Linked DNA regions of Mus musculus: region 2 is linked to region 1. A link is a loop called in an ENCODE intact Hi-C map of the cell type or tissue named here. Cell type or tissue: heart. All regions are shown on one strand.

What was found. Hi-C counts contacts between places; a loop is a spot of excess contacts. Peaks named below come from ENCODE experiments on the same cell type or tissue, not always from the same donor. Only the 100,000 strongest peaks of a DNase experiment are listed, where the experiment ranks them.
Region 2: a loop joins it to region 1, with 2.0 times the contacts of the local background. A loop is called at or near these places in 2 of 42 quality-filtered maps.

Annotation. Positions count from the first base shown.
Region 1 is chr13:14,062,292-14,064,791 of GRCm38, forward strand. It overlaps Ggps1 (geranylgeranyl diphosphate synthase 1), which reads right to left and starts at 1,197. Exons shown (of 4, transcript NM_010282.3): 1 at 915-1,197. Arid4b (AT rich interactive domain 4B (RBP1-like)) reads left to right here and starts at 1,493. Exons shown (of 24, transcript NM_194262.2): 1 at 1,493-1,741. In heart, no CTCF peak of the experiment used is centred here; DNase peaks (open chromatin) are centred at 1,220 and 2,430; H3K4me3 peaks cover 2,500 bases; H3K27ac peaks cover 2,228 bases.
Region 2 is chr13:14,146,105-14,148,604 of GRCm38, forward strand. The region is part of intron 9 of Arid4b (AT rich interactive domain 4B (RBP1-like)); the gene reads left to right. Among named protein-coding and RNA genes, the nearest start is that of Gm26129, 60 kb to the left of the region's middle. In heart, no CTCF peak of the experiment used is centred here; no DNase peak of the experiment used is centred here.

The DNA of each region.
Region 1 (2,500 bases):
TACTGTAGATCAGGCTGGTCTTAGCACTTGTCACCACCACAATGCTAAGCATTTCCTCTTCTTTTGGGTGCGTTATCATTTTAGCAATTCAAGTTAGGAATCCAAGATATCCTATTGTTCACTGGGCCATTGGACCAGATAAAAACTGTTTTTAATTTTTTTTTTTTTCCTTTTTTGAAGACAGGGTCATCCTGTTTCAGTCTCCAGGGTACTGGATCAAAATTCCTACCTCACCTCTCTGGGCCTCAGTTCTTCCTACTGGGAAGTCTTTTTCCTGAAACAGGTTTCCTTTCCTTTAGGGACTTCCCTTAGTAACTCTGGCTGGCTTCTTGAGTCAAGCTTAGTTCTCACACTCTCAGGAAAACCTTTCTATACCTCTCGAAGCCAAAGGTCCTCCTATCAGGTTTCATTTTGACTAGACTTCCGTTCAGGAAGTTATACATCCCCTCTTTCCACATGAGGACTTCTAACATCTCAGAGGGTGAACTCTGAGCATCAAACATTCATACAATATTGAAAATTTCATGCAAAGTATCTCTCTCTCTTTTTAAAATAGGCCGGCTCTGGCTTGAGACTAGCGACACAGATATGGGTCACCGAGCTCAGCTGTTAGGCGCATAGCAAGAACCTTTGACTCCAAGCCCCGGGGGGCGATGGCTCTGAAGGAAAAGAAAGGGCTCCACACAGGCATAGCTGTAATAAGCTCGCAGGCGGGCTTCTTCCCTGCGCTGCACCGGTGGCCCTTCCACTCTTTCCGAGCTCCTCTGCCTCCCCTCATCCCAGCACCCGGCCGGCAGTCACTCCGAGCCGGGTCAGCATCCGGGTCCTCTCTCCCTCCTTACTGCTTCCTCCTCCGTACCGCCCCCTCCCCCGCTCCCCATCCGGGTCCCCCCTGCCACCGCGCTGTTGCTCACGGTTCCACGATGATCTCAGACTTGAAGCCGCCGCCGGTACGAGACTAGCAGTGCCCACATCGACTTCTCAATTTATTGTTCTGACTGCGGCTCTTCAAGAGGCTTCCTTGGAGCCCTCCCACTATTTCACACAGAAATCTCTGCCCTCCTCAGCGGCCAGCGACGCCGCAGCACTCAGTGCAAGAAAATACGCCATCCCTATCACACTGCGCAGGCGTCGTATGCCACCTCCCCTCTGCCTCATGGCCGCGCCTCCTTCCCCTCCCCTCTCTCGTCGAACGCAGGCAAGTGGGCATTGCGGTCTTGGTAGTTCTAATGTCCGTCAGTTTACCGATTGGCCTAGAAGACTGGACTACAATTCCCAGAAAGTATTGAGGGATAACTTTCTGTTTCCATAGAACTGGTGGGTAAATGGCGTCGTTGTTTGCATCGCTCAAACCAATAGAAACTTGGAAGAGGCGGGCTCCAAAGAATCCTACCCAATCCTAGGTCGTCTGAGAGGCATCCGGGAAAGAGGTAGGGGAGGGGCAAAGGGCCGAGGGGAGGGGAGAAGGGGCAGGGGGGCCAGAGAGGGGGGAAAGCGATGTTTGCCCGTCAGTCGAGTCCGGAGTGAGGAGCTCGGGCGCTGGAGCGGAGGGAGAGTCTCGAGCCGCAGTTTGCCGCCGCGACGGCCACCGCCTGGACTTCTGCCCGGAGGGAGCCGCTGAAGGTCGGCCGCCGTGTTCCTCTGGAGGGCTGTGAGACCGGGGCCCGGACCTCCGTCCGAGAGGGATTTTTTTGTCGCCCCCCTCCCCCCGCGAGGGAGCCGGAGCGGCCGCCAAACAAAGGTACCAGTCGCCGCCACGGGAGGAGGAGGAGTCGGAGCCGGAGTCCCGGCCGCCGGCGGACCCGCAGCTCCTTCGCTCTCTCTCCCCACAGGCCTGCTGGTGTTGGGGGTGGGGGGAGGCGGATCAGGGGGCTCTGGCCGCAGGGCTCAGACCTCGTCTGTGCCCGAGGTAGGGACATTCTTTTCTATGGGGGAAGCTCCGGGCCGGGCCGCGCATCGGGGCAGATGGCAACGGGGCTGAGTCGGCGCTCGCAGCGGGGCCTCGGCCTCCTGGGACCCCCGCCCCCCGCCGCGCCGAGCCGGAGCCGCCCTACCCGGGCCGCACCGTGGGCCCGGCGGCCTCGGGCCGCCGTGCTGGGAGCTGGATGTCCTCGGTGCCCGGTCCCGGCTCCCACTTGTGGGCCTTGGCTCGGGCGGGACGCGGGCGGACGCTGTGGGGCCGAGCCTCCGCAGCCCAAGGGCCCGCCGGTTCACCGAGGGCTCAGTCCGGGGGCTCCGGGCATCGCGGTTCCGTAGGCTTGGACGGTCGCAGCCGCGCTTCAGGCCGCGCCGGACCCTGGGCTTGTTGTGAGTTTTCTTCTGACAGAAATGGCGTCATCGTGGAGGACGGGGGAAAAGTCCGTGGAGTCGCGACAATGGGGCGGCGGGCGGTGGGGGCGGTAGGGGCGGTGGGATGGCGCGTGCCTGCTCGGGGCTCCTGGCCCCGCTCGGTGCCGCCCCCGCCCCTACGGCCTGGGGCGGGGGTGGTGGTGGTGCCGGT
Region 2 (2,500 bases), 84 kb after region 1:
TGCTCTATTGGCTAATATATGACTTCTACAGTAATTTAAGTGGATTTTTAAAAAATGTATTCTACATGGCAAGAAAGCAGTCTTTCTCAGAGAACATGGCTCCTTCCCTCTCTTCCTCCCTCTCTCCTTCCCTCCTTCCTTCTTTTCTGTTTTTTGAGACAGGGTTTCTCTGTGTAGCTCCAACTGTTCTGGAACTTAGAGACCACCTGCCTCTGCCTCTTGAATGCTCAGATTAAAGGTGTGCTTCAGCACCATCTGACAAGAAGGTTTTTTTTGAGAAGTGTTCTGAATTTTTAGTTTTATTTCTAAGGATTCTATAGATAGAGACTGAGTATTTCCTTTTCTCCCTCCTCTTCCCCACCTTGTTCTCACACTTGTGGACTCAGTAATTGTACTTTTTCAGTTTCCTAATAGTTGGGATTACAGATTCATGCTACTATGACAAGCTGTTACTAGGTGTCCATTTCTTGACATTTAGCTTTTAGGTTTTCAAGTTCTGGAACTTAAATTTTGAAAATAGTTCATGGAAACAACTTCAACAAATTGTGATAATCACAGAAATTTCAACACCAAATTTGAGTACTTGTTTTAAGAAATAAATGTATAATTGAGAGTAGAGAAGGAAGGGGAGGTGGTAGTCAAAGGATCTAAGCTTCAGAGGCTCACATCTGTCACAGCTGTAGTTCTTGCAGTATATCATGTACCTGGTATTTCTCCCCACTCTAATCCCTAAAAAGATAATTATGTGAGGTAACTGATGTGCTAATTAATTGGATTGTGGCAATCATTTATTATAGTATGTCTGTGTCAAATTATCACATTTATGCTTTTATATATACAATTTATTTTGTCAGTTATACTTGGCTAAAATTAGGAAAGATGATCACATATTTACTATTTAAATAATACACTTGCAGTAAAGTGTTTTAAAGACTCAAAATGAAAAATGAATAAAAGTATATATTGTGTAGAGGTGGGAAGGAAGTATGTAGACCTGAAATAGTAACGGAATTTCTGAGTGTTGATGTGTGGTTGAGTATGAATGAGACTTACTTGCACAATCCTTACCCACTTGTATGTGTTTGAAAAATTCTAAAATAAAGGATGAAATTCTTTTTAAATTCAATTTTATGTGTATGGATGTTTTCGTTTTTTTTTTTAAGCATTTTGACAGATTCTTATTTTTTATTGGATGTTTTCTTTATTTTATTTACATTTCAAATGTTATCCCCTTTCACAGTTCCGCCCCCCCCCAACCCCCCTACCAGGTATTCTTCAACCCATCCACCCACTTCCACCTCCTTGCTGACACATTCCCCTACTCTTAGGCATCCAGCCTTCAGAGGACCAAGGCTGTCTTTTCCAATTGATGCCCAACAAGGCCATCCTCTGCTACATATGCAGCTGGAGCCATGGGGTCTTCCTATGTGTACTTCCTGATTGATGGTTTAGTCCCTGCGAGCTCTGGGGGTTCTGGTTGGTTCAAATGGTTGTTCTTCATCTAGGGTTGCAAACCCCTTCAGCTCCTTCAGTCCTTTCTCTAACTCCTCCATTGAAGACCTGGTACTCAGTCCAATGGTTGGCTGCAAGCATCCACCTCTGTATTGGCCATGCTGTGGCAGAGCATCTCAGGAGACAGCTATATCAGACTCCTGTCAGCAAGCACTTCTTGACATCCACAATAGTGTCAACGTTTGGTGACTGTATGTGGGATGGGTCCCCAGGTGGGGCAATCTCTACATGGCCTTTCCTTCAGTCTCTGTTCCACACTTTGTCTCCATATTTGCTTCCGTGAGTATTTTGTTCCCCCTTTTAAGGAGGATTGAAGCATCCACACATTGGTCTTCCTTCTTCTTGAGCTTCATGTGGTTTGTGAATTGTATCTTGGGTATTCCAAGTTTCTGGGCTAATATCCACTTTCTCAGTGAGTGCATACCATGGGTGTTCTTTTGTGACTTGGTTACCTCACTCAGGATGATATTTTCTAGTTCCATCCACTTGCCTAAGAATTTCATGAAGTCATTGTTTTTAATAGCTGAATAGTACTCTATTGTGTAAATGTACCACATTTTCTGTATCCATTCCTCTGTTGAAGGACATCTGGGTTGTTGTTTCCAGCTCCTGGCTATTATAAATAAGGGTGCTATGAAACTAGTGGAGCATGTGTCTCTGTTATATGTTAGAGCATCTTTGGGTCTATGCCCAAGAGTGGTACAGCTGCATTCTCATGTAATACTATGTTCAATTTTCTGAGTACCCTTGAGACTGATTTCCAGAGTGGTTTTCCCAGCTTGCTATCCCACCAACAGTGGAGGAGTGTTCGTCTTTCTTCACATCCTTGGCAGCATCTCTTATCACTTAAGTTTTTGATCTTAGCCATTCTGACTACTGTGAGGTAGAGTCTCAGGGTTGTTTTGATTTGCATTTCCCTGATGACTGAGCATGTTGAATATTTCCTTAGGTGCTTCTCAACCATTTGATATTCCTCAATTGAAATTCT